2 separate regions of the Homo sapiens genome follow, and region 2 is linked to region 1. The links are chromatin loops, found by intact Hi-C in ENCODE. Cell type or tissue: IMR-90. All regions are shown on one strand. Links, peaks and the distances in the headings refer to the core of each region. The heading gives the core; the rest is flanking DNA.

Region 1 (13,171 bases), core at 4,543-7,042:
GGGATGGGTGCCAGGCGGTACTGGGGGCAGCAGGGACTGTGAGGGGTGGCCACCAGCAGTGCCACTTGCCCACCCTGCCTCCAGTGAATCAGCTTTAAAAAAAACACCTCCCTGCTGGGACAGTGGCTCACGCTTGTAATCCCAGCACTTTGGGAGCCGAGGAAGGAGGTTCACTTGAGCCCAGTAGTTTGAGACCAGCCTGGGCAACATAGTGAGTCCCCATCTCTATTTTTAAAATAATTAAAACCTTCCCACCCTCCTTCAGTTCCAGGTGATGTTACACTTGGTAAGTTTCGCCTGTTTCCATTCTCAGCTTTTTCCTGTTTGAAGACAATGCCTTCCCCTGCCCTACACCACCCGTCTCTCTCTTTCCAAGGTCCCTGCAGAGCTCATGGCCCCAAGTACATGGACAGGAGCCAAGTCTGAGCTTCCGGGGCTGTCCTCACCTCAAACCAAGAAGCTGGCAGGTAGGGAGACCATCCCGCCCCCCACCCCCACTCCCACCCAGGCACCATCGCAGGATCACAGCCCCAGAAGGGTTCCTGCTGCAGGGAAGGAAAGCAGGCTCGGCGGCCCTGGCCACACTGGCCACACCCTGCCAGGTCACTTGGCCAGCAGGTTTCCTCGTGACCTCACCTAGGAAGCCCCCAACTCAGGGAGCCACACCTGAAGCTGGGGACAGGCTCTGAAGCCTCTGAGAGCCAGTTTCCTCTCTGTGAAGTGGTATAGCAGCACCCCTGGGCTGGCCGTTGTGACGGTTAAATTATATAATGTGGGTGCCGAGGATGCTGCCAGAACCCAGAAGGCGCTCAGTAAAGAAATGGTCGTTATCAGTACAAAAAGCTCATAGCAGCAAGACAGGACACTGATAACTGAGCTTTGGGTTCTCGTCTCATTGCAAGGCCGGTGCCATCAGCCTGAGGCATCCATGCCAGGATCTGCTAAGGCTTTGGCACTGGACGGAGCAAAAGTCTTGCAGACCCATGGAGGCAAATCTCTGATGGTGCATTTGGGTCATGGAATGAAGCCGACAGGAGAGAGCCAGGCTGGTGCTGCACTGGCCCCGCCCCTGCCCCCCGCCCAGGAGCAGCTGTGGATTCTCAGTGCCCCTCCCCTAGCCGGTCTTGGGAACGCAGGCTGCCCCATGACCTGCGTCCCCCACCCTACCCCAGGCCTGGAGACCCCGTCCCTCTGCGGAGGAGGCTGCTGGGGGCCCTCACCTCGCGCTCAAAGCCCTTCTCCAGGAAGATGGACCCAAAGGTGTAGAAGTCATCGGACTTGGAGCAGCAGGGCCTGTGGGCGGGGGCAGCTGCGGTGAGATGGGGGCTGGGAAGGGGTCCATTCCCTCAGGAGGTGGCAGCAGGCAGGGGGAAGGAACAAGGCTGGGCCACCAGGCATGGGGTATGAGATGGGCCTGCCCATATAGGGGACCCCTATCCGAGGGGGAGAGGAGAGGGGGGTGGACAGAGGTCTCAGACCTCACCTCGTGGAGCTGAGCCCCTCAATGGCTGACAGCATCTCGTCATCGTACGAGTCATCCTCCGACCGCCCCTTGGGGGACATGCTTCTGGAATCAGATACCCACAACTGCATCAGCACAGCGACCACCTCCAACTCTCCCAGAGGAGGGTGTGGACGTAGACACCAGTGGGGTCCCAGAACCTCAGGTGGGATGGTGAAGGAATGGGTGGGTCCCACTGAGGCCCAGAGAGGGCGAGTGAGGACCCAGCATGGCCCAGCATGGCCCAGCTGGCCAGCAGCCAAGCCAGAGGCAGAGGGCAGACCCGAGCCCCAGTCTAAGGCATCTTCGGCTACACCCCCGGGATTGGCATGGGGACCAGGACACCCACAGTCATCTCCTTCCCTTCCACCGACTCCACTGACCCCGCCAGGGCACCATACAACAGGTGCTCCATCATGTGGCCATGCAGAAGGGCCAGGGGCCAGGAAACTCTGGTTCCTAGAAATGCTTTGACCCAAGCCCTGGCCAACTTCACAGAGGTCCTGGGCTGGGCCTTGCGGAGCTGCCCACTGGACAGAGGCTGCTCAGGGCAGCCTGCTTGGAGGAGGTGGCTGCAGCAGGACTTGGCCAGGAGGGCAGGGCACGCACCTGTCTGGGGTCCGGCGGTGGCGCTGGGGAACGCTCTGAAAGGGAAGGGAGGAAAGGATACAGTCATTCCCCAGAACACTGGGCCCTGAAGGCCACTGCTGGGCCAGGTTCAGCCCCTCCGGCACTTGATACACAGGACAAGGTGTCGGGGTCGTCCAAGCCACAGACATCCTGACTATAGCTGAGCGTGGTCCAGGCATCAAGGAGGACAGGGATGTTCCTGGCCATCCCGGAGTATTCTCCAAATGTCTTTGCTTCCTCTCCAGCCCCAGGAGGTGGGGCAGAGGCTGTGGCCATTTTACAGATGGGGACAGTGAGGCTGAGAGGGCAGGAGATCTTCAGCACTCACTCTCCTGCTCCTGGCTTGGGGCCCCAATCCCTGGCTTTCTGGGTGGGAGGGGGACCTACCTTAGGCCTCCGCCCGTTGGGGACGTGGGTCTCACCACTGCTCACGCTCTCACGGTGGTTGAGATGTGCAAAGGGCCGTGCCGCCCCCCAGGACTCGAGGTACCGGGTCATGCGCACTGACGCCCGCATCTTCAGGGCCGCGTCCCCCTTGGGCCTGGGGAGGTGTTGGCTGGGCGGGGGTGGCTGCTGGCTCTGCGGGCAGACATGGACATGGGCCTGTGCCACCTCCTCCCCTCTCGGCCCAGGAAGGGGCCGCCATCCCCATCCAGCTCTCCCTGAAGTGTGACGCCGCCCTGAGCCCGTGAAAAAATAAACAGCAAAGAAGTTGCTCAACCCGCAGTCCCCTTGGAGAGCGGCTGCCCTTGGGGACTAGCCAGCCAAAGCCTGGTGCACTCTGAGGCCAGGCCATATGGGGTCCCAGCTCGGTGCCCTGGCCTTTCCCCAGGCCGAGAAGAGGCTAGCAAGTACCCACCACTGTACCCAACCCCATACCCTGCTCTGCCTCCCCAGGGAGAGAGGCAGGGCTTGGGTCCCAAGCCCGAGGCCCCACTGCCCTTGAGGCTCCTTGGAACCAGAGAGTCCCTGGGGCCTGAGCACCCATCAGCTCCTCCCCAGGAGGCGCCTGGGAAAGCCACAGGCATCCTACCCTGCCCTCCCACGTGTGGCCGGCACGCATTCGCTCCTTCCTGTGAGAAGCAGCCAGGAGGAAGAGGGGTGCTAGCCGCCCCGAGAAATGGCCAAGCCAGAGGCCAGCCAACCCCCAGGGCAGCGATCCAGGGAGTTCCACTTGTGTGGCCCCCAACCGCAGATGGCACAGGGCCATGACCTGCCACGTGCCTGCGAGACCCAGCCTCATGCTGGACACTCAGTAGTTCAGCCAGGCCCTGAATGCACGGCCAGCCCTACCCGCCCCCACTCATGCCACAGACCTGAGACCCCCACCCCGATCCAAGAACACATGCCTGAGGCCTTCGCCAGTTGGGGTGGCCAGACAGGACTGGAAAAGGGACAGGGAAGAGAAAGACCCACAAGGCCACCAGAGATGAGCTTAAGCGGGCTCCAGGTCTGCTGAGTCTCTCCTTAGCCCCTGAAACATTCCTCTGCCTCCGGAAGTCCTGTCTCCTAGGGCCCCACAAACACCCCATGGACAAGCCTCCACAGCTACAAGCACTCGATAAGCCACAGCGCAACTTTCCTGGAAACCTCTCACCTCCTTTTGGGATAGAAACATTTTTAAGCCCTTAGCTGCATCTATCTGCCTAGCCACGGGAGCCACGTGGAATTCAGCCTCGGTGAGTGTCCCAGAGCAGGAAGAGCGCGCTGGCCCTGTGGTGAGCAACCTGGTGGGGGTGGATGCGTTTCTCTGTCCCCTCCTCCATTGTGACAACTCTGCCTACACAGCACCTAGCCACTCAAGTTCAAGGTCACTGGCACTTAGCAGAGAATCCAGACACCCCAGCCCCCTGAGAAACAAATAAAAAGCAGAAACAAAAATCAGATTCCTCAGTTCTGAGCAAACACATGCCTACTCGGAATGGGCATGGCATTGGTATGAGCCCCACGGGGGCAGCTGCAGCCACCATCCAGTCCACAGGAGCCCACCTTGCCCCAGCCAGGCCACACAGCAATGGCGTAAGGCAGAGCCCATAGAAGCCAGTGCAGAAAATCCACCTCCATGTCAAAAACAGGAGCTACAGACGAGCACCCTGCACACAGGAGGGATGTCCCCAAGGTAGGAAAAATGCAGGGTGCGCGACCATGGGGCCCGCCACTGCCACCTTAGCAAGAAGGGTGGGGGGACTCGCAGTTCACTCGGTGTCCGTGAAAATCCCTGTGGAGGGAATACAAGAAACTCACTGCACAGGTCCCCTCTGAGATGTGCCGGCTGGGGACAAGGAGTCTTTCTACAACACGCCCTTCACACCTTTTGAACTTTCAACTGCGTGGATAAATGAAGTTAAACAAAAAAGAGGGTGGGGTAGGGTGGGGTGGGGGGAAGGTGGGGCCGCCAAATAAATACAACTGTCCAGTTGAGTACTGCGTGCAACACTTATGCGAAACATGATTTACAGTTATCTGAAATTCAAGTCGGCCCAGGCAGCCTGCAGTTTTCCCTGCTCAACCTGGCAGCCTGCGGGGGTGGATTTTGGAGCCTCCTGGGTGAGGAGCTCTGCTTCACTCATTCAAGGGCTATCTGAGCACTAGCTTCGAGCCGGGCATCCATCTCAGCACGGGGTGGGGGGCTGCAGCCTGGAGAGGAGGAGCCCCCCGGCATGGCACTCATGCTGACAACAGACAAGGAAAATGGATAAACAAGCAAGGGCATTAGGGACGGAGGGAGGAGTGTTTTGAGTGCAGGGACCTGCGGGTGCCACCACCCTGGTAGTGGAAGGGCAGGAGGAGACCAGGTGGGGTGAGGGGGACAGGAGAGCAGGGGAAGGGGCTTGGAGGGGCGGGGCCAGGGCCGGGGTACAGGGCGAGGATCAGGGCCCTATTCTAGGAGGGTGGTGGAATGGGACACAGGTACCGGCAGGGGTTTTCCCAGATGCTGGCTCAGTATGGATGGTGCAGCACTGGGGGTGCTGGGGGCAGAGTGAGGCCAGCAGATGTGTAGGGAGGCTCACAGGCCAGCCCTTGGTCCCCCAGGGTCTGGCAGTCGGGCCAGCCCCAAGGCATAGCGAGGACCAGAGTGAAAGGAGCCACTCGCTGGCTGGGCCGACATTCTTGAGCAAGCCTCATGGATGATTCACAGAGAAGTGGCCAGACGTGCCGGACTCCCTGAAGCAGGCCAGGGTCGGGCAGCAGACAGGCCAAGGCGGGCCCCACCTGGCCAGGGCAGTGGAACTGCCTCCTCCACCGTGGGGTCCTGGAGCCACCAGGGGACCTGCAGTCAGCACCCAGGACACTCAGAGGCTCCTGCCCAGTGGCTCCCAGGCCACTCCCTGCTTTCCTGAGTTTCATCCAAAGCTTGTTTTGAAAGTGTGTCTCTCGGAAATCTGGGAGATTAATAACCACCTCATGGAAAATAAACCAAGAGTGACGAGAATACATAGAATGCTGTGACGTGCCAGGCGCACTGTGAAGGCCTCGCTCGGATTAGCTCCTTCTGGTGAGGCAGGCGCTGTTTTCCCATCACATAGAAAAGAATGGAGGCCCAGGGAGTGGCTACTCGGTGCCTAGAATGTGCCTGGGAACAGGGAGCTCACTCCTGCCCAGGCAGGGCCCTTCCCCACCTCTCCCTCCACATGGGGGTTTCCTCCAAGGTGCGGGCCAGGCTCTCCAGGGCCCCTCCAGTCCCTCCGGGTCCCCCCCAGCTGCGGCCTCTGAGCCCTCGTACCCGGGGGTCGATGACCAGGTAGGTGCGGATGTTCATCTCCTTGAGGTAGGGGTCCCGCTGCTGCCCGTGCCCATCCTCCACCTCGTACGCCTTGTCCAGGTGCTTTAGCGTGGCCTCCGTGATGTGCACCCGGCTACGGGAGACCCAAGTCAGGCAGAGCCTTGGGGCCCAGAGAGGGCTGGCATCCACCCAGGGATGCACAGCAGGCAGGCCTGGGCCCCAGGCCAGCTTTTCTACATTCATCTCTCCCTCCACACCTGACCCCCACCCCCAACCGCAGAACCCTCCATCCACAGCCAGCCCCAGGCCTCTGTCCCTGCGGCTACCCAGCCCAGCCTCACCCGGGTACTCCGGCTGCCTCCATCCGGTTGGCCAGGGACACGTCGTGGGACCACACGTCATACTGCCACTTGCGCAGCCCGATGACCCCGCACAGCACATTCCCCGAGTGTATGCCCACACGCATGTTGATGTCCACGCCCGTGGCCTCCCGCACCTGCCTGGGGCAGAGTGGCCCAGTCACCCCAGCCCTGCCTAAGCCCTGGGACAGGCTGAAGCTCCCAGGTGTGGGGTGGGTACAGGGCAGCATGTGGGAACAGGGCAGGCGCTCAGCCCACGGGAGAGAATGTTCTCAGCCTGATGGGGCTGCCTCTTCAGGAAGAGCTGAGTGCCCCATCCCCAGGAGCATACAAGTAGGTGTGGCCACAGCTGACCTCAAGGACTAGGTAGGAGGGAGGAGGAATTCCAACTAGTCACTACAGCCCATGTTGATGGACCTAAAATACCATCACTGGGTGTTTTCCCTGCCCAGCAGCACCGGCTGGGTTTTAAAAGTTTACTGGGGGCCGGGCGTGGTGGCTCATGCCTGTAATCCCAGCACTGTGGGAGGCTGAGGCAGGCAGATCACCTGAGGTCAGGAGTTTTGAGACCACCCTGGCCAATATGGCAAAACCCTGACTCTACTAAAAATATAAAAATTAGCCGGGCATGGTAGCAGGCGCCTGTAGTCCCAGCTACTTGGGAGGCTGAGACAGGAGAATCGCTTGAACCCAGGAGGCAGAGGTTGTGGTGAACCGAGATACGCTCTGGGCAACACAGCGAGACTCCATCTCAAATAAATAAATAAATAAATAAAGTTTACTGGCGTCTACAGAGGGGGTCCAGGAACCACCCAAAACCTAGCATAGACAAGGAACACAGGGGCCCAGACCATGGGCACCTTCTATGCCCCCCCAATCCCTGGGAAGCAGGGGCCCTGGGAGTTGTTAGCACCACTGAGCACAGGAGCAGAGCCCCACGGGAGAGCTTCCTTGGGGCACAGGGGACGCCCAAGACAGGAACAGAGCCTGAGTCCCCATGACAAGCGGCACCACGTGTCCACCAACAAGGCTGGGCACTGACCAAGCCTTCCAGGGTCGGAACCAGAGGTGCACGAGGGCCTGTACAACCTCCGCCTGTTACAGGGCAGGGGCCAGCCTGAGGTCACACAGGCAGTGGTGCAGGCCAGGCCCCTCCAGCTCTGCCCAGGCTTCTTTCTGGCAACACCAGCCACCTATGGCAGGACTTCAGGAGAAGGACAGGCTGGAACACGGCCTGATATCCAGGACGGGCAGCCCCACCGGGCCCTGCTCTGCCCCACACTGGTCAGCCTGGCTGGGCCTGCCTGGCCCTCTCCCCATACAGCCCTCTCGGCAAATTCCTCCCACAGACCCCAGCTGCTCAGAGCCACAGGGGACCTAGAGGGGAGCGGGGGGTCTCCCCGCAGCCTCAGGACCAAGCCTGACTCCAGGATCTTCACTGGGGAGCAGGAAGCAGATGGAGCCTTGGAGTCGACCCCTGGGTCGGAAAGGTCCCCCGGCTGCCTACCCTGAAGCCTCCTGCTGTTGCTAAGACCCCATCCTTGAGGGGAGCGGAGCCCACCGCCCTGACCTCACATCACCCAGCTCTGAGCTCCGGAGATGCTTTCTGGGACTCAGAGTCACAGGCAGCACCACAGGGAGGGACGCAAACAGATGAAGTCTGAATCCTCCAGCAGGCTGGGTGGTCCAGGCAAGCTGCTTTCACCCCCAACCCCCCGAGCCTCAGTTTCCCCATCTGTGACATGAGAATGACACATCCCCTACCATGCCCAGGAGGGTCCGCCACAGGGCAGGACCCAGGGCCTGGGCCCGCCCAGGACCTACTTGATGGCCTGGCACATGTCCAGCCCCATCTTCACGCAGTTCCGGGCGTGGGTAGGCAGCGACACGGGCAGGCCCGATACACAGTAGTAGCAGTCGCCGAGGATCTTGATTCGCATGCACTCGTTGGCCTGCAGGGTGAGGGAAGGGCCTGGTCACTGGAAGATGTGGGGCTGGGACCTCTCACGACAGCCGCCTCCCCCCACCCTCCAGGGTGCACCCGGCTCTCTCCTGGCTGGGGGCTTGCCTCCTGGGGTCCAGTCACCAGGAGCCACTTCTGGGCCTGGCAAAAGGCTTAGCGACATGGGGGCCTCCCCAGGAGGAACCCCCAGGCAAGCACCAGAGGTGAACACGAGTGTTCCTAAGGGCCTCGGGGAGGGGTCTGCCTTGGTTTCATTTGCCCAGGTAATGTTTGAGTGCCTACTGAGTACCCGGCCCCAGGCCAGGCAAGGGGACACAGCAGTGAACAAAATAGATGCAAATCTCTGCAGCCACGGAGCTTGCACGTAGGCAGGAGGGGTGGGCACTAAACTAGAAAGACAAAAACAAAACAGTGTGCCCAGCTGTGATGGGGGCTAAGGAGAAAACCAAGGCACAGGAGGGAAGTGATGTTCCCAGGAGGCCAGCGAAGACCTCTCAGAGTTGGAATCAGAAACATTTGAGCTAAGACCCCGAGGAACCGAGAGAGCCGGCCATGCCAGTCTCTGCAGGAAGAGTACTCAAGGACTCACAGGAGCCCTGGGGCCACAAAGCTGGGGAAGAGACTGCGAGGTAGCCAGGAGGCTGCAGGAGTGGGGGGTGAGGACAGAGGTCACAGGTGTACACACCAAGGGATCAGCAGGTTTCAAGGTCACCCAAGCAGTGGCTGTGCTGACAGGGCTTAGGGGTGGGGAGGAAAGATATCAATGCAGAGAGGAAAGAGGGAATGGGGAGGGCAGAGTAGGAGAGCGGCGAGGGTGGGGACTCATAGGAAAAGGCCCAGGGAGAGAAGGGGACCCCCGAGAGCCCTCTGAGGTTCATCTGAGGCACTGCTGCGTCACCAGACCCTCCTTAAGCCCTCAGCAAGGGTGGCCACATGCACCGAGGCCTCATGGGTGGGGCTTTAGGGGAGCTGAAGAAGGAGCGCCATCTGCCTCTGCTCTCCCCTCCCCACCCTCTACCCCACTCAGCTGACCCTCGGACTGGACGCCCCAGCAGGTGGCCCTGTGCTCTGGCTTCTGGCCAGGAGGGAGCTAAGAGGGCTCTGTCCTGCAGGCTCACGAGGGCTAGGCCTGCTCCTGGAACACCATCTGTCTCCAGGACTCGAGCCTATCCTGTCCTCGTCCCTACTCTGTGCCCATCAGCCATCACAGACCCAGGCCCCAGACACAGCACCAGCCCTGCCTCCAGGTCCCCTGCACCTGCCCAGCCTGGGAACCATCCCTGGCCTGTGCCCTCCGCCAATTACTCAGTTTCAGCGTGTGCCAGATGTTTCCTGCTGGGCCCCATCTGGCACATGCTGAGTGAGTTCTGAGTGACTGCAAGGACAAGAGGACAGTGGCTTTCCTAGAAAGCAGGCAATCTTGGCAGACCTGGATACTAGGCTCCAGCTACCCTGATCTCCTCTCGGACCAGGCACAGGACTGCCCATGGACCCAGCCCAGCTCTCGGGGATGTAGGAGAGGCCACATTCCCCCGGCTGCTCCACCGGCTGACAGTCCCCTGTGTCTCTGACACTTGGAGTTGGGGAGCTGGGTCTTGTGCGGAGGTGTGACTTGTATGCCTCTGAGAGAGGAGGCCCTGGCTCTTGGAAAGAGCTTACACTTCTGGAATCTGATTGTTGATAGGAGAAAAGGCTGGGACCAGCCCTGCCCAACTCTGCCCAGAGATTAGATGCTCTGACTGGGAAGCTGGCACCTGCCATGGCCTCCCTTTCCCCATCTGTGCAATAGGGCCACGCCTCCTGGGCCTGCTGGAGAGGGAAGACTGTGTCCAAGGGCAAGGGACCCTCTGTGTGGGCTTTATGGTAAGGAAAGGGCCAGCTGTGGCCCGAGCCCAGGGCCCCTGCCTCACATGAGGCCCAACCTCTGGGGCTCCCAGCTGCTGGTTCAGAAGCCATGCAGATCCTGAAGGAAGGTTCCAGGCTAGACAGGCCCTCTGAGTCACTCAGTCCACAATCCCCAGGATGGGACAGTTTTCCAGAGCATCCCTGACCAGTGCAATCCTGTAGAAGCTTGGTTACCCCCTGCAACAGGGAGCCCACTTCCAGTCCCTCCTGGGATTGAGTAGCTCTGATCATGAAAAATTCTTCCCAGTGTGAAGTCATAACTTGCCTCCCATCAAGTTCTAGACCATTGATTCTCTGCCCACAGAGACACCTGCGGGGCTCTTACAAATTCTGGCCAGGCGCAGTGGCTCACACCTGTAATCCCAGCACTTTGAGAGGTCGAGGCAGGCGGATCACAAGGTCAGGAAATCAAGACCATCCTGGCTAACATGGTGAAACCCCGTCTCTACTAAAAATACAAAAAATTAGCCAGGCGTGGTGGCAGGCGCCTGTAGTCCCAGCTACTCAGGAGGGTGAGGCAGAATGGTGTGAACCCGGGAGGCGGAGCTTGCAGTGAGCAGAGATCACACCACTGCACTCCAGCCTGGGCAACAGAGCAAGACTCCGTCTCAAAAAAAAAAAAAAAATTCTGATGGGGCAGGGCATGATGGTGCATGCCTGTAATCCTAGCACTTTGGGAGGCTGAGGTGGGTGGATCACTTGAGCGTAGGAATTCAAGACCAGCCTAGACAATGTAGCAAAACCCCATCTCCACAAAATACAAAAAAATTAGCCTGGGGTTGTGGTGCACACCTGTAGTCACAGCTGCTCGGGAGGCTGAAGTGGGAGGACGCCTGAGCCCAGGCAGGTTGAGGCTGCTGTGAGCCATGATTATGCCATTGCACTTCACGCTAGGTGACAGAGCAAGACTCTGTCTCAAAAACAAAACAAAACAGAACTCTGATGGGTGTGGACATGGGCACTGGTGTTTTATTTAAGCTTTCCATGTGATTTGCATGTACAGCCAGGATAGGGAGCCACCACCTTAAATCTTACACTTCAGTCTCTATTTAATGGCCACCACTTCCAGGAAGCCTGCCCTGATCACCTGAGGCTGGGCTAGGTGCTCCCCAGGCTTCCTGGCCCCCACACTTCTCTTCTTCAAAGCACATACCATGTAGGCCCAAGGCCCCACCCAGACTCAGGGCCTGGCACTTACCCTCTCTCAGGACCATTTGGTCCATTAATGGAAATGTTGCTTGCCTTACCCCCTCCCTGCCTGGCACGTGTCGAGCTCCTCAGCATCCTGGTCCTCGCCTCAGCCCTCATGTCCTTGCATGTCAGACCTTGTGCCCTTGTCCCCCTCACACCTCACACGCACACTGAGCACGTTCACCCCATGGACACACGGGGCTTTCTTTCTACTCCAGGCTTTGTCTATGCTGTTCCCCCTGCTAAGAACACTGTTCCCTTTCCTCCTCAGATATTTTTTCAAGTATCTCAGACTTTAAGGTGGGCCAGGAGTGGTGGCCCACGGCTGTAATCCCAGCACTTGGGAGGCCAAGAGGGGATGATCACTTGAGGTCAGGAGTTCGAGACCAGCCTGGCCTACATGGCGAAACCCCATTGCTACAAAAAAAAAAAAAAAAAAAAAAAAAAAAAATTAGCCAGGCGTGGTGGTGCATGCCTGTAGTCCCAGCTACTCAGGAGGCTGAGGCATGAGAATCACTTGAGCCTGGCAGGTCGAGGCTGCAGTGAGCAGTGATGGCACCACTGCACTCCAGCCTTCATGACAGAATGAGACTCCATCTCACAAAAACAAACAAACAAAACGTAAAAGTTTAATGTGCACATGATTCACCTCAGATCCTGTGAAAAGCAGCTTCTGGGTGAGGCTGGGCATTCCACAGTCCTCCTGAGCTACCAGGTGAGTGGAGGCTGCTAGCCTTGCCAGTGAGGATGGAGCCATCTCCTCCTCCTGAGCCCCCATCTGAGCTCCAGAGCCCCAGTATATCGCCCAGTGTGCACTGTCAGTCTCCCCACTGGCCTGTCACTCTGGGGGCACAGGATCCTGGCTGCCGTGGCCACCACTCACCCCCACCTTTACCATGGGGCGCTTGTGTTTGCTGGCTGGATGCTAAAATTCAGCCACGCCTCCCCATCCCAATTCCAGCAGGGCACTGAACACAGGACACCCCTGGGGTGTAATAGGCAGGGGAGGGGCCTGGCTTTGCCCATTGTAGGCCAGCGGGCTCACCTTGGCGATCTGGTCGAACTTGCCAAAGAGCTCATTCAGCACCACCACCAGCTCCTTGGGAGAACAGTCGCTGGCCAGCTGCGTGAAGCCCACGATGTCCGCATAGAGGATGCTGGGGATGGGGCAGGGTGGGAGGGAGTGTCAGAGCCAGGCTCCTAGACAGCAGCAGCAGGAGCACGCAGGACTGTCTGGAGCCCCAGGAGCCTGCCAGGCCTGAGCCCATTCACCCCCGTCCTTCCTCAGCCTCCATAGGGATGGGAGAGTCGCGCCCAGCCATAGAGACAGATTAAAGTTCCAGGGGCTTCACGTTAAAGCAGAAGGGAGCAAAATTCAGAGCCTACAGGAGCCCTCGGCCCCACCCCAGGCCCTATCACTGCAGACAGCCGAAGGGCACTCCTGCAGGCAGCCCGGAGCCTTCCCCTTTCCCATCCAATGTTCACCACAGCACAGACTTCAGAACTCCCTGGTGAGAGGCAGCTCCATGCTCCCTCAAGCCAACCTCCACACCCAGCACTTTACAGGCATCGAGTCCTCACACAGCCCTTGCCGAACTCCCGTTCTACAGATGCACAAACTGAGGCTCCAGGACATTGAGACTTGCTGGGAAGCCAAGAGCTGGCATCTGCACCAGTTCTCCCTGCTCCAAAGTCCTTAAGCTCATGGACCATCCACAGCCCAGAGAAAAGGCAGCGGGCCAGCCTTGGATGTAATGCTGGCGCTGCAGGCAGAGGACCCAGGGGGTCTCCTGGGACCCACATCTACACTCAACGGCACCCAGCACCCACATCGACACTTGACAAACTCAGGTCAGTGCATTCAAGTAAAATTTTGTGGTTCCCTGCAAATCAGCCAA
Region 2 (15,921 bases), core at 5,552-8,051, 91 kb after region 1:
AAGAACACTGAGTATTCTAAATATGGCACACCCCAGTAAACCTGGTCTGCTACAAATACTATATGCTGCATATTTAGCACTGGGTCCCATACAGTATATTACAGTATAATTTCTATCAACCGAGAATTTTGTTTGGTGTCCAATTTTTTATTATTTATTTTTATTGTTTATATTTAAGGTGTACATGTTTTGATATACTTATCTTGATATACATACTGAAGTGATTACTACAGTTAAATAAATTAATATGCCCATCATCTCATTTATTAGTTGACATATAGTTATAATGATAATTTTAAAATGAACAAAAACCTTCCTCAATAATTTGGAGAACACTTTCTGAGTATAAGATGAAGAACTAGGAATGCCAGGTATTAAATGTTTTGTATCATCAAACTGTTTCTAATAAGAAAATTGCTGGATTCTTAAGGTGTACACTACAACCCACTTGCATTACTGGTCAGTTTTGCAAATAGCCCAAAAAACAACCTGACAAGATAAAATATAAAAATTATTCTAAAAAGCTGACAGGATTATTTACATGAGCTATCAGCAGTTCTTTTCAAAAAATGGCCTAACTTGGGCAACACAGGGAGACCCTATCTCTACAAAAAAAAATTTTTTAAATAAGCAGGGCGTGGTAGGGTGCGCCTTAGTCCCAGATACACATAAGGCTGAGGTGGGAGGATCACTTGAGTCCAGGAGTTAGAGACCAGCCTGGGCAACATAGTGAGACTGTATCTCTCTAAAAAAAATGAATAAAACAAACAAAAATCTCTACAGTGAGTACTGTGTATAATAAAATTGCATATTTTGCTGCTGTGAAAAGAAATGCAGACCAGGTGCAGTGGCTCACGCCTGTAATCCCAGCATTTTGGGAGGCAGAGGTGGGTGGATCACTTGAGCCCAGGAGTTGGAGATCAGTCTGGGTAACACGGTGAAACCCCGTCTCTACAAAAAATACAACAAAATTAGCCAGGCATGGCAGGTTGTGTTTGTAGTACAGCTCCCCAAGAGGCTGAGGTAGAAGGATCACTTGAGCCGAGGAGGCACAGGTTGTAGTGAGCCGAGATTGTATGGTCACACTCCAGTGTGGACAACCAGAAAACTTTTTATGTGCAAGCACGGTGACATTAACAAAATGAAAGAATCACTCACTTGCAATGCAACTGTGCTCACCAAACTTTAATTTTAATTCAAGTTTCATAGGTAAATAACTAAGGATTTTAATATGAAATGCTGCAGAACTTACAGTTGCTTTGTCTAAAACTTTCACCGAATCCTCATCTGCGACTTTGTGTTTCCGAAGAGCTTCTTCCAGAGTCCAGAGGGGTAGGTTCTCCCACTTCCCAAACACCACTAGGTCGATGTCACTGAACACAGAATACATATACAAGAGGGTCGGAAGAAGTTGGAAACTTGTTTTAACTGACACTCATGCTTATAGACTTCATTAGTACAATTAAAACCTATTTCCCACCCTGGCCAACGAAGACTAAATGTGTTGGTGATAATGGTTTTGTGGAGAAGGGAAATAGTAGTTGTTGATTTTAACAAACTCCTCCTCTCAGTCATTTCACAGAATTCAGGCCTCAGGAAATAGGGTGATTTTGAAAGAAGTAAAACCTCAAAGAAAAAAAAACAAAAAGCACTTCATGTATTTTCTTTAATAAACGCTTGTGGTACTAGACATAATGATTTTCCTATCCGGATGAGATTAATTGCAACTCAGAAATATTATGAAGTGCTTTAAGCTGGATGCAGAACAGGTATCCAGCATGCTACCATTTGTGTTAATATACACACATGTCCTTTTATATGCACAGATATCTCTGAAAGGATATGTGAGAAACTGGTAAAAGCGGCTGTTCCAAGGAGAACCAGGGGGCAGAGGTGGGACTGAGACTTTTCCCTGTATTGATTTTTGTGCCTTTTCCAAATGTGAACTATGTGAATGTACTACCTATTCATAAAATTTAATTAAATTTTTTAAGAAAGGTGATTTTTCATGTTTTACTGATGCTGACAACCTAAATAAGAAATATTAACTCGAAGTTGAGTATTTTATGACTTTTGCAGGCCAAGGGCATCTATGAGAAGAACGGAAATTGCCAGGGTCCATCCACTTCAGCACACTTTAAGTTGGGGTAAAGTATACCAAATCAAGCTCAAATGGAAAAACATGATGCTGACTTTATTCTGGAGAGATTAAAATTTAAGGTAATAATAATAATAACCATGATGGAATGTTCAAACAATTTCAATTCTTAGAGAGCAAGTATTCACCCTTTGGAGAAACATTATCATTTCCCAAAAGAGAGCCTCCAAGGCTGTGCGTCACAAGAGGTCTCATTTGAGAAGACTGAAACTGAACAACAGTCCTGAAAGGCCAAGATCTTTCTCAGAGAAGAGATCTGTACCCTGAATTTCTGGATCAGGATGCTGGAGCCATAACTAGTAGAATGAGTTCTTAATTTGAAAGCGAGGGTGAGTGTAAGAGTGAGTGAGCAAGACAGCGGGAACTCACATTCAAGAGGATATATAATCAGACATTTTATCATGATACTACATTAACATCTGTGTCAGTGGGTTAAGTTATGGGACTGAGCAATACTCTGCCAGGCAGTCAATTTCTAAAATTAGTAACTAATTGATTCCATTGCAACATGATCCCTTTTCCATCTCTCTGTACCATCTATGTCTTGGTAAGATGATGTGAAGTGATATTCTACTTCAAGGTAAATCAAATTAAATGCTGGTAAATCCTTTATTTATTTACTTACTTATTTTTTGAGACAGAGTCTTGCTCTGTCGCCCAGGCTGGAGTGCAGTGGCGCGATCTCGGCTCACTGCAACCTTCACCTCCCGGGTTCAAGCAATTCTCCTGCCTCAGCCTCCTGAGTAGCTGGGATTACAGGTGCGCACTGCTACGCCTGGCTAATTCTTGTATTTCTAGTAGAGATGGGGTTTTACCATGTTGGCCAGGCTGGTCTTGAACTCCTGACCTCAAATGATCCACCCTCCTTGGCCTCCCGAAGTGCTAGGATTACAGGCATGAGCCACCATGCCCAGCCCCATTTTGTTTTATAAATTTGTTTTGTTTCTACTCCTTACAAATTTGACAGCCAAAATGAATACACTCTAAGAAAAGTCCTTTGAAAGATTCATGAGTGTACTAACCTAGTAGGTAAATAAAGTCCAGTTTTAAAACTTCCAAATATCTGGACCTGAAACAGAAAAAGAAGTTGTTATTATATTGAGTTATCAGAAGTTGTTATCATATTGAGTCACCAAGATATGGAGAAATGTCAGTTTTTGCTACCCTCTACTGGTACTTTTTGGTATGACAAGAGCATTTTTTTCTAACCCCAAGCTTCATGAAGCGGGGATTCTGTTTCACAAGCAGACATTCTGAATATAATTTAAACTTATCTGGTTCAATATGAAACACATAGACCAAAATACAGTTGTCCCTTGGTATCGGCAGGAGATTGGTTCCAGTCCCACCATGCCAAAATCTGAAGATGCTTGAGTCCCTGCTATAAAATGGTAGAGTATTTGCATGCAACCTATGCTAGTCCTCCCATGTACTTTACATCATCTTTAGATTACTTATAATACCTATAATACCAAGTATGATGTAAATGCTACCTAAATAGTTGTTATACTGTATTTTTAAAATAATTTGTATTGTTTTTATTGGTACATTGTTATTTTTATAGTTTTTTCTGAATATTTTCAATCCATTGTTGGTTTAATATGGAGGTGTGGTACCTGTGGATACAGAAAGCCAACCACAGGAAACTTTCAGAAGCAGTTCAGATCACTAATGTTCCCTCATTATCCAGAGACACAATCACAAATCCTTCATTTTTGTTCTCTAAGCAGGAGTCTTCGAATAGATTACTAAATTGGGATCAGACTACTTTAACTGTAGGGCAAGTGAGGGCCTTTAGGTCAATTCCACAAAGAACATCAGGTAACATCATGCTGTGGCATAAAACTGGGATGCATTCCATCTCAACCCATGGAGAACGGTGGAACTCAGGCAGAAATATGTATGCAGGTAATTGTAATAAAAAAAGGATAGGCCGGGCACAGTGGCTCACGCCTGTAATCCCAGCACTTTGGGAGGCCAAGGCAGGTGGGTCACCTGATGTCAGGAGTTCAAGACCAGCCTGGCCAACATGATGAAATCCCACCTCTACTAAAATTACAAAAATCAGCCAGGTGTGGTGACGGGCGCCTGAACCCCAGCTACTTGGGAGGCTGAGACAGGAAAATTTCTTGAACCTGGGAGGCAAAGGCTGCAGTGAGCTGAGATCATGTCACTGCACTCCAGCCTGGGCGACAGAGCGAGACTCCATCTCGGGGGAAAAAAATGATAAACAGTGAAACCAGTTCAACCTCTGAGGCGAGATGGACCTGGGAACCTAACCACAAGCTCATGTTCCTCATCTGTAGGTAGACAGATGATGGCTGCCTGGCTGGCTGGAGAGAAAGAGATAGATAGATAATCAACCTCCACCTAAGAAAGATAAGGGTTAAGTTAGATCACGGCTTCTCAACATTGGCATTTGGGGGTGGATAATTCTTTGTTGTAAGGGCCTATACTGTTCATCATAGAATGGCTGATGGCATCCATGGCCTCTACCCACTAGGTACTAGCAGTGCGTACCCAGTCAGGACAATCAAATATGTCTCGGACATTGCCAAATGCCCCCTGGAGAACAAAATAGCCACTAGCTGAGAACCACTGATTTGGATCACATAGGAGAAAGAATGCGATGTATGGTCATTGCTCATAAAACATTAGTACCCTTGCCTTTTCCCTTTACCTACAGTGTCATATACATACTGTCATATACTTGCAAGTTTTACATACAATGAAACTTCTTTGTTTTGCCAATTGGAAAAAAACCTTCCCTAGCTTCCCACCACCACCCAGGACAGTGCCTGAAGAAAAGCTACAAACACAAAGTAATGGATTTTATTAGTATTATTTTGTGTACTTCTTTGCATACACAAAATTGTAGAACAGGCCCTCAAAGTGCCCTAAAAAGTGACGTATTAACTTAGTACCAGTAACAGGCCAAGTGTGGTGGCTCACACCTGTAATCCTAGCACTTTGGGAGGCCAAGGCGGGCACATTGCTTGAACCCAGGAGTTCAAGACCAACCTGGGCAACATAGTGAGACTCAGTCTCTACAAAAAAATACAAAAATTAGCTAAGTGTGGTGGCGTGCACCTGCAGTCCCAGCTACTCGGGATGCTGAGGTGGATCACCTGAGCCCAGGAAATCGAGGCTGCAGTAAGTCGTGATCGCACTATTGCACTCCAGCCTCAGCAACAGAGTGAGACCCCATCTCAAAAACAAAAAACAAAAGACTTAGTACCAGTAACAAAAACGACAAATAAGCCAAGAAGAAATCCTGAGTAATCATTTTGTTCACTGACTGGGAGCTGTCTAAAAGGCAATTAGCTGGTCTGAGAGAGATGAAAAATGGCAATTTCAGGAAAGAAATAAGAAAAGACTTATGCGTGCATTAGCCAAAGGAAATGAACTTCAAGTGACAAAAGTTCTTACTTGACATTTTCATTTAGCTGTAAACAATTATATAATGTTTACCCTGGCAGGCTGGAACTAAGTAGTAATGAGGTTTTGATATATCATATCCAATAACAGACCACTACAACAATGAGGTTTGATTTGTCTTTCTTCTCTTTACACTAATAATTTCTAAGGATAGCTTGCCTTTAGTAGTTGCTATTAGCACTACAAAAAAAAAATAGTTGTTAGTCATCCAATCCAATGAAAATAGTTAGGAAGCCTCAATTCTAAAGACTGCAGAAAATTGTTTGCCTTTAAAATTTAATTAGACCACAACTCTACAGAGCACTTCTACTTGCATGTGAGGACTAGCATGAGATACCAGCAGATAGGCTTCTAGCCCGTGGACAAGGACTGTCCGAAGCATAAGCTACCCAGGAAGGGACTCACGTCAGCGCTGGGCCAGAGCTCCTTAATTACACTCTCGATCCTGTTCACCACCTCCATCCGCATCTTCTCCTCCTCAGGTCTTGGAGACATGTATTCATAAAAATCACTGATTTCTTCATGCAGACTGAAGAAAAAAACAGAAAAGTTAATATGAACAGGGCCAATCTAATGAGAAATCACTATCTTAAATAATCTTATCTAATTAAGTCTTATAATTCAGCTGATGACTACCTTAATTTTAATGTTATAACTCAAGATAAGCTAAAATGGGAATGTACAGAATTTAATCAAAAAACCCAAAATAATTAAATAATGAGAAATTTCCTGTGCAAAACACTTGCTGGGGTGCTGGTGATTTAAATAAAATAAAACAAGCATACGGGCTGGCCTCTGCCTTTCCACTTCTGATCTAATAGACACAAGATACTGAACCCAGGTGACACAGGCAAGTTTCCTGGCAGTAGGGACTGACCCTCTTATCTCTTGGGGATCCATTCCTCACAGTAGCAAACAGTACATCTTTCATAATGTTTGCTCAGTGAATTAAGTGTCAAATGAACAAATCAGGCAGTGAACAACAGCAAAGTCTTGAAAAGAATGGCTGGCAAAGGCTCCATGAAGGAGCTGAAGACTTCCAGAGCCTGCGAGGTACAGGGCAATCAGCCAGCTACAAGGGCTGTGGCAGGCAGAGTGGGAGAAGCATCTGTAGAGGAAAGCAGGCCCCAGCAGAGGGCAGGCTCTGAATGACTGGCTAAGAGGTTCAAGCTTTCCCCCTGTGGCAACAGATAGCTATTTAAATGTTTCTGAGAGGGACCAAAAGAGACTGACTTCAAAAATGCAGCATTTTAAGAAGATTAAACTGGCAACTATGGAAACAATGGACCAGCAAAGAGACTAGACTGGATGCAGGGAAAAGTCATGAATCACTGAGTTGCAAAAGGATTGGATGAAGGCCTAGAGGCTGGTGGAAGGAAAGGAATGGGCTCCAGAAACAAAAGACACACACATACCCACACCCTGCGGATAGGCGCAGCGCCTGACTATCATGGTGGTGGGGGGCTAAGGATGCCTTCAAGGGCTGAAGCCTGAGGGACTGGGGGAAAACTACTGGTCTGGAAGAAAGGACAAACTCACTGGGCTGAGCAATGACTTGAACATAGTCAGGACGGGGGACAGAGAGAAAAGCAGCATTCCTTTCTAAGTTGGTGAGGCTGTGAAGAGCTATGGCTGGGAAGGGAAAGTGAAGTGGTCAGCTCACCTTCCCTAGAGCACTGACCACCCACGAGGACTGAGCCACAGAGGTAAGCACAGGGACTCTACCAACTGGGATAGACCAGAAGGCTCGGAGCAACAGGTGCAAAGTGCCTTAGGGGAAGGAGGGGCAGGGGGTTTGGCCTGGGGCACAGCAGTGGTAAGGAAGGGCAGCCACAGCTTAACAGAGCCTTGAAGGAGGAGCATGTCTGCAACTGCATGGCAACTTCAGGGTCCAGAGCAGGAAGCTCGAAAAACTGGCAGGCCAAAAATTGTTTTAGGGAAGGAAAAAAAAGTGTCTACATCCCAATCCCCAAAGACTATAACTTTTGCTACAAGAAACCTTAGAAAGTGAAAATGTGACTGATTAAGCAATCCATAGTTCCTCCTTCTGATTTTTTATTTTTAGCCTAAGAGTCAAAAACCTTGAGTTCTAGACTCAGGTTCTGCCTGAGGGCAGCTGTGTTCCCTCTGACAGGTGACTGGCACTCTCAGGCTTCAGTGTGTCAGGTACAGCACACAGCTGGTAAGCAGGAGCCTTTTCAGGCCTTCAGTTTCAAAACCTGGGCCTTTCGTAGAGGATGATTTACAACAGCGTTCGGCCTGTTTGCTATGCAATATGTCATAAAACGTGGATCTTAAAACTCCAGAGAGGTCTGTAGGTGAATCCAGAAGATATCCCAGTGGGGACGTTTTCCTTGCTATGCCTCTGGGTACCTCAGGACCTTCAACTTCCGTTTCGAAGTTTTGTTTTGATTTGAGTTTCCCAGGTTTGATTATGTTCTCTAAGGTTATCTAAACCCTTCTGCTTCTTGAAGACAGCAGCTGAATGGGAATAGCTGTTAGGAAGCTTATGCTTTGCTGTGCTCTTCTGCACAGGTTGGCTGGCAAAGATGAGGGCCATGAATAAACGACAGAACAAATGGACTGCTTCTTATCTCATTGCGTAGTCTGCTGTGAGTGATCGGAGTTTATTTGTAGTTCTAAAGCAGATCCATAGAAAAACTGCATTTTAACCAATGGGGGGGAAAAATCTCCTAAATGTGACTGCATCTACTCTCAAGGCCCCCTTACGAATTTTCTAATTCAAATAAAGGCAAAAAATATTTAGCACAACTGCCAGTCAATCTGAAGTCATAAGAAACTTATTAAGAATTCATTCTCTGGCCAGGCGCAGTGGCTCACGCCTGTAATCCCAGCACTTTGGGAGGCTGAGGCAGGCAGATCGCCTGAGGCCAGGAGTTGGAGACCATCTGGCCAACACGCAAAACCCCATCTCTACTAAAAATATAAAAATTAGCTGGGTGTGGTGGCGCATGCCTGTAATTCCAGCTCCTCGGGAGGATGAGGCACAAAAATCACTTCAACTTGGGAGGTGGAGGCTGCAGTGAGCTGACACCGTGCCACTGCAATCCAGCCTGGGCAATGGAGTGAGACTTTGTCTCAAAAAAAAAAAAGACAATTCATTCTCTAAACACTACCAAGTGCCTATGTTCAAGGCACTAGGAGAAAACTGGCTCATAAAACATGATCCTTGCCCTGGGTCACTTCCATCTAACAATGAAAAGGAACACTTATTTAAAGCAGTTTTGTAGTGTGTGCAATGCATATGTTCTGTACTATTCTGCCACAGGCAGCTTCCAGATGAATGATTCAGAGCTTTCCAATGATCACAGCTGCCCAGGATGGACTGGGTCACCTTGTAGGTTAGTAAGGTTCCTGTTACTACCAGCATAAAGAAACCAGATGACCATGAGGCAAACAAAGGTCCAATAAAAGGGCTTTCTGAGCTTGGTAAAAAGTTGGAAAAGATTCTAAAATTCACTTTCAGTGCTGCAATTCTAGGGTTCTAACTAGCACATTAATTTGGGGGGAATTATTATAGATTTATAAGACAGGCTCTGAAGACTACCCTCAACAATCAATAGCCCATGGCACCACCTTCCTATTTTAGAAAAAATGGTTCCACAGGTTATTGTATTTTGATTGATGCATATTTGCCACACTGGAAGGAGAAAAGAGGAATACAGAAAAAGAGGAGGGCTATTATTAAAGCAAAGCCACACTTGCAAAGTCAGAAGAGGAAATCCAATCTCGGGTCTGCCAGGCTCAGTTTCTCATCCACACCAGGCACAAGCATCACCATCTCACCTATATGTAACTAGCTACGTGTGAAATACTCAGAGAACAACCAGATAAAATATCTTGGAATACTGAGGAAATAAACTTCAAGTACAGATTTTAAAATAATTCTAACAGGCTCTATCCTCAGGACTGAGTAATTTTACTGGCACAGTGCCTTGCATATTCAGGCACTTAAAATACCCTGACGAGCTGGAAGTCCGTTTGTAGAGTGTGCACTGTAAGTCTGGCTCTCATTTGAGTGGCAGAGTGGACCACCTGAGGAATTTTGTAGGCTTGCTTTCACATGGTAATATAATTTTATGCCTCTGAAAGCATCCAAGTACACAGAGAAAACTTCAGTTTCTCCCATGTTTGGATCAAAATTTAATATGATTTATGAGTAGGTATTGCTGGATGACACATGCCCATTGTTACAGTTTCTCATATGAAATTATAAAATACATCATACTGAACTAAGAATGATGAAAAAAAGTATAGAATACAACTCTTCCGTGATCTGAACCTGTATGTACCCAAAATACAGTGCCCTCTCTAGGATATCAATGTTTTTATGTTAAAAGGAAAAGTGGCTCGGGCACAGTGGCTCACGCCTGTAACCCTAGCATTTTGTGAGGCTGAGGCGGGTGGATCGCTTGAGTCCAGGAGTTCGAGACCAGCCTGGATGACATAGTGAAACCCCATCTCTACAAAAATACAAAAAAATTAGCCAGGCGTGATGGTGCACGCCTGTAATCCCAGCTACTCAAGAGGCTAAGGTGGGAGAATCGCTTGAGCCCGGAAGACAAAACTTGCAGTGGGCTGAGATTGTGCCTCTGTTCTCCAGCCTGGGCAACAGAGCAAGACTCCGTCTCAAAAAAATAAAAAAATTTTTAAAAAAGGAAAAGTGAACAAGATCCCTGTTCACAAAAGAAAAGTCATATAAAAGCAGTATGATAAAATGAGCACCACTATACAACGGGAAAGGATGCCAAAAAAAAAAAAAGAGAGAGCAAGAGAAACAAAATTAATTTGCTGGGGTAAAATTTACATTAAAATCTCAAAATTAATAACAGAACATTTAATATGACAAGGAGGTGTCCAAAAAACAGATTCCATATTTAAAAAATAAAACTCACAGGTAATTTAGGTTAAAAAAAAAAAACAAACTTCTGTTCTGAGGAAAGATCTGCTACAGAAAAGGAATCCAGCCTATCAAAATTATGTGAATTTTATAATGCTTGTCATGGGGTGGGAGGTTCAAGATCTTTGGCTGGAAAAGGAAGAACCATTTCGCATCCTTCAGCTGGACCACCCTGGGCACACTGTGAGTTGCTTAGTAGCTTCTGCATTCTCAAAACCAAAGGCAAGGTGGAAAGCTCCCTTGTGCCTTCTAGGCCAAGGGAGGCAGATGACCCACGGCCAGCCCCTCTGCTCAGCACCGTCCCCTGCGGCTCATCCATGTTTCTGTTCAGGGATGACACTGCTTCCCAAGAGATACCTGCCCAGACACAGCATGTCTGAGCCCACCTCCACATCAAGGTCCAGCTTTCCCAGTTCCATAACTGAAGTCAGACCTGTTTTATTACCAAATTCATCCCTTACATGAAGGAACTGACAAAGTTCTATTCGATAACTGTCAATAACAGGACATCCCTCCACCAAAACAAACTGTCAATAACAGGACATGCCCCCACCAAAAAAAAAAAAAAAAAAAAAATACATACATATATATTTATCTCTTAAGGTTCATGATATCCAATTTTGAAACAATATATTGAAAAGGCATTCATATGCATGTGGGGAAGTATAAATTACTACAATCTCTCCTGAGGTCATTCTACTAACAAACGATAATGTTTACACAAATAATTTTTAAAATTTCCCTTCTTTCCATCCTCCAGAAATATTTTCATGAGGGAACAAGGATATCTGTATAAGGATGCTCACCACAGGATTAATTAGGATACTAAAAAATTTAGAAATGATATCAATGTCCATCAACAGGATCCAATTAAATAACAACAGAAGCACCCATAAAGCACTTTCCCTTTATAGCCAATAACCTCTTAAAAAAATAAAGCTATATAAGCTGATAAAGATGTCAAATATGTTAAATTGGAAAGAAAAAGCATAAAAAATGTGTTCAGCAGAATCTCTTTTGTGTGCGTTAGACATGTGCAGGGGCAGAAGCAGTGGCTCACACCTGTAATCCCAGCACTTTGGGAGGCTGAGGCGGGTAGATCACTTGATGTCAGGAGTTTCAGACCAGCCTGGCCAACATGGCGAAACCCCATCTCTACTAAAAATACAAAAATTAGCTGGGTGTGGTGGCAGGCGCCTGTAATTCCAGCTACTCGGGAGGCTGAGGCATGAGAATCACTTGAACCCAGGAGGCAGAGATCACAGCAAGCTGAGATCATGCCACTGCACTCCAGCCTGGATAACAGAGCAAGACTCTGTCTCAAAAAAAAAAAAAAAAAAAAAAAAAAAAAAAAAAAAAAAAAAAAAAAAAAGACATGTAAACACATACACACAGAGGCAGACACACAAAATGTTCCTATTTGCATTGCAAGTTTTCTGGAAGGAGAACTGTTAACAGATATTACCTTAGGGACAGGGACTTTTGCCCAGTGGAGGGCACAGGCAGGAGAGTTAGGAAGACTTTAACTTATTTTTGTATCTTTCTGTACTATTATAATTTTTTTTAAAAAATCAGCATGTATTTGTCCACTTTTGAAACAGAGATTATTGTCTGCTTGATGAGATTATAGTCCAGGAGATTTGTTGTCACCTTTATATTTTCCCATGTGAAAAATATGGTTGTGAGTATGCATGTTCCACCCACTAACCAGCCCTCTGCCCGCCCCACACAGAACAGGGTCTATATACGATACTGTTAACAGTGATCACATCCGAAGAGGGACTGGGGGGGTCATTTTAAGAAAAATGCATACATGTTAATTACCACTGTATATTTTTAAAACAAGAACTTCATCATAAAAAAATTCATTAAAGAAAACACAAAGCAGAAACACTTAAATTACTCTAATAATCTAGCCTTGCAGACACACTTCGAAAGAGGGTGATATGGGCCGGCTGTGGAAGGAGCTCAGTGGTCAGCCTGTGGGCAATACTGACAGCTGGGGACACAGAAGACCTCCAAACCCAGGAATGCAGTGACAGCACACACCAGTACATTTTGCAAAGTTTCTGCATGCCCAGTGCAGTGTGTGTGGTGAGTTTCTGCTAGTGTCTGGCCCATCCTTTCTGGGATTATTTATATACTCAAACGCGTTGCAAGGCAAATTTCTGGAAGAATACACAAAAACTGCTAGCAGGACTTTCCTCTGGGGTGGAATAGAGGTCTGAATTTGCATGATTTTGTACTGTTTGATTTTCTTCAAGCCTGCCTAGACACCAAGAGAAGCGAGTGACTCAAGGCCCTGGGGTGATGGCAGGGCAATCTGGGTGACATCTTCAGGAGACTGCAGATGGATCTTTACCAAGAAACTCATGCACACATCCAGCCTCCTCCTATACTTGCAGCTACCAGCTAGACATCCCTACAAAGATGTCACCTCGAACTAAACAAGTCCAAAACACAACTGCTTGTCATTCTCTTAAACCTATTCCTACTCCTGTGTTTTCTTCCCTGAGTTACTGTTTCCTTGAGTGGAAACTTCAGTCTTCCTTGGTTCACCTTTCTTCATCTACGGAGCCAAGAGGTTTCCAAATCCTTGTTCCCAAAACCAAAAAACAAAACACTTCCAAATCAGACCCTGCCCCTCCACCTTCCCTGACCGTGCTCTGAGTTCAAGTCTTTTTCTCTCTCAGTAGAACACTATGGCAGCCTCCAAACTGGTCTCCCTACTATGAGCCTCTCCCTTTTCCAGGCCATTGCTGCATGATTACTGAAGTCCCCTTCCTTAGCCTATCTGTGTCACTTCCAACCTCCTTATGGTAACACTGCCTACCTTTCTAGCCTCACTCCCAAGAGCTTCCGAGCCCTCTTCTACGACAGCCCCACAGAACTGGACCAGGGCACGCCTTGCTTTTTCAAGAATCACCTTCTCACTCAGCTCAAATATTAGCTCCTCTGTAAAATTCCCAGAGGCAGAATGACTTCAGAGCCTCCTGGGGGCTCCTGGAGCATGGCAGACCAGGCCTACCCGTGGCAGAGCAGTCAGGCTTACAGGCCTCCCTATTCAGACTCAACTCTTCCTGCTTCGGGCTCTGTGTGCCCAGATGCAGGACTCAACACAGAGAAGCACCTCCTTAGGGAGGGACCTTCTGTTCACAGGGGGACATCTACCCACCCCAATGTCCACAGAGTCTCAAAAGGGACATGATGTTCCTTAAAATGAGCTCCGAACCAGAATCCAAGAAAATGGATGCTCACACAGTGTGGCTGAGAACTGACAAAACCAGAAGGAGGACAATTTGACCCAAGAACTATAGATGTCCGCTGTCCTTAAAGAAGGCAATTACACCTTTCAGAATGTAGGCAAAGGAAGTCTGCATGTGCACAGAGATAGGTCGATAAGAAAATATTCACAATGAACATGTAATTTTCTTTAAAAAGCCAAGGTTTACAAGTGGAATGCCTAATGGCTTTCAATTTTAAAGTTTACACAACGTGCCTACCTTCTACAGTACTGATAACAATACAAGGTCACTTGAAAAAGGCCATGCCTAAATAGGAAGCTCTCCAGTTCCAAAGCAGAAAGACAAAAAGCCCTCTCTCTCCTCTATTTGTGGACAAGAAACTCATTCCCTCCCCTAAATAATTTGTACCATCTCCCAAGATTTAAAAAAAACAAGAGAGAAAATACAGATGATGACATACAGATTTAAATACAGAAATAAAGATTTAAAAGGAAAAAGAAGAGCCCATATATCTTACTTTTATGAATGCTGCAGGCATTTACAACAGTGAATCATGGCTAAGGAATGCCATATTTGCTATGGCAACCCTTCCTTGGTTAGGACATGAGAGTAAAAGTACAGGGAATGGATACTCGTCTATGTGTCCTAAATTACAGTTTTCATTTTTTTCTTCTTTTAAGAGGTACTCGTGCCTGCTTTCCTAGAAATTAGAGCATTCCTTTTAAATGCCACTGCCAGTTGCACTCAATTTCTGGACTACAGTTTTTTAGGCCAATGTTTCAGAAGGATGGTTTTTCAGTTGATTTCCTCTTGGTCCCTTCCCACTTTGCTGCTATGAAAAGAGATAATGAAAACCACGCGATTCTCCCCAGGCCTCTTTCTTTTGCCACCCAGCCTTACTACTACTTTCAATTGATTATAAAGAGAGAACAAGAAAAGAAATCATTACCCAAGAGTTGCTTTATCTAATTTGGGTCAAAAATTCTTTCCCCTTCCAATAAAATTTCTGAATTACCCAAACTACTCTTGAGTAGTTCTAACCAAATTTGGGCAAAGTTAGGAAGCTTAAAGAAGAACGGTTGATGGTATTCCCTAAGATCAAGGATCTTGAAACTAAAGCTTGATTAATAAATGTATTCCTCAAATGGGAAATCCTCAAATATCTGAGTGAAGAAAAAAAACAAAGCACAAATAAACAAAGTTTAATCTTTCCTTAGCTACAAGGTCCAAATGCCAATAAAAAGTTTGTTATATTCTTAAATATTAATAATGAAATATGGATGTGTTTAACCCACATAATCCCAATACCAAAACTTCATTTATGTATTCATTTGTTGTTTACCTTTAGTGGAAGGGCTGGTGTTTAAGAATAGATACTGCTCTGTTAAAAATACAACCATTTGTAACATCTTTCCCTATGTTACAGTACAGGTAAAAGAAGCACAGAACTACCAAAGGGGCACCTTACATTCAAGGACTCCTACATATGAAAATTCCAGTATCCAAAACATACTAGTGGTGATTATTTGCTCAATAAATAATTTATATTAAATAGGACAAGCTCCCACACGTATTTCAAATGTTTTAACTATTAGTAGTGGTTACTTGGATAATGAAACTGAAAACAAGACTAATTTGGAGAAAAGATATCACAACTTTCTTTTTCTGCACTGTTGAAATCTTTTGGCTAAGTGCTGGTATTTTTTTTTTTTCTTTAGGGACGATGTCTCACTATGTTGTCTAGGCTGGTCTCAAACTCCTGAGCTCAAGCAATCTGAGCACCTCAGCCTCCCAAAGTGCTAGGGTTACAGGTGTGCACCACTGTATCCAGCCCGCTTTTTTTTTTTTTTTTTTTAAATAGAGTATCCCTCTTTCACCCAGGCTGGAATACAGTGGCTCACTCCAACCTCTGCCTCCAGGGTCCAAGTGATTCTCATGTCTCAGCCTCCCCAGCAGCTGAAATTACAGGTGCGCACTACCACATCCAGCTAATTTTTGTATTTTTGGTAGAGATGGGGTTTCGCCATGTTCGCCAGGCTGGTCTTGAACTCCTGACCACAAGAGATCTACCTGCCTTGGCTTCCCAAAGTGCTGGGATTATAGGTGTGAGCCACCTCAGCCAGCCACTGCTGGCATTTTTTTTTTTCTTGAGACAGAGT

What was found. Peaks named below come from ENCODE experiments on the same cell type or tissue, not always from the same donor. Only the 100,000 strongest peaks of a DNase experiment are listed, where the experiment ranks them.
Region 2: a loop joins it to region 1, with 2.6 times the contacts of the local background. A loop is called at or near these places in 3 of 110 quality-filtered maps.

What each region holds. Positions count from the first base shown.
Region 1 is chr16:50,293,899-50,307,069 of GRCh38, reverse strand. ADCY7 (adenylate cyclase 7) reads right to left here. Exons shown (of 26, transcript NM_001114.5): 7 at 12,319-12,430; 8 at 8,039-8,166; 9 at 6,197-6,355; 10 at 5,856-5,988; 11 at 2,519-2,710; 12 at 2,111-2,145; 13 at 1,484-1,567; 14 at 1,221-1,293; 15 at 1-20. Among named protein-coding and RNA genes, the nearest start is that of MIR6771, 7.9 kb to the right of the region's middle. In IMR-90, for the core only: no CTCF peak of the experiment used is centred there; DNase peaks (open chromatin) are centred at 5,259 and 5,569; H3K27ac peaks cover 1,372 bases.
Region 2 is chr16:50,201,527-50,217,447 of GRCh38, reverse strand. It overlaps TENT4B (terminal nucleotidyltransferase 4B), which reads right to left. Exons shown (of 12, transcript NM_001365324.3): 2 at 6,002-6,125; 3 at 3,181-3,227; 4 at 1,253-1,373. Among named protein-coding and RNA genes, the nearest start is that of TENT4B, 56 kb to the right of the region's middle. RefSeq lists silencers at 6,576-6,870, 8,716-9,010 and an enhancer at 7,387-7,446. In IMR-90, for the core only: a CTCF peak has its summit at 6,730 (motif pointing right); a DNase peak (open chromatin) is centred at 6,797.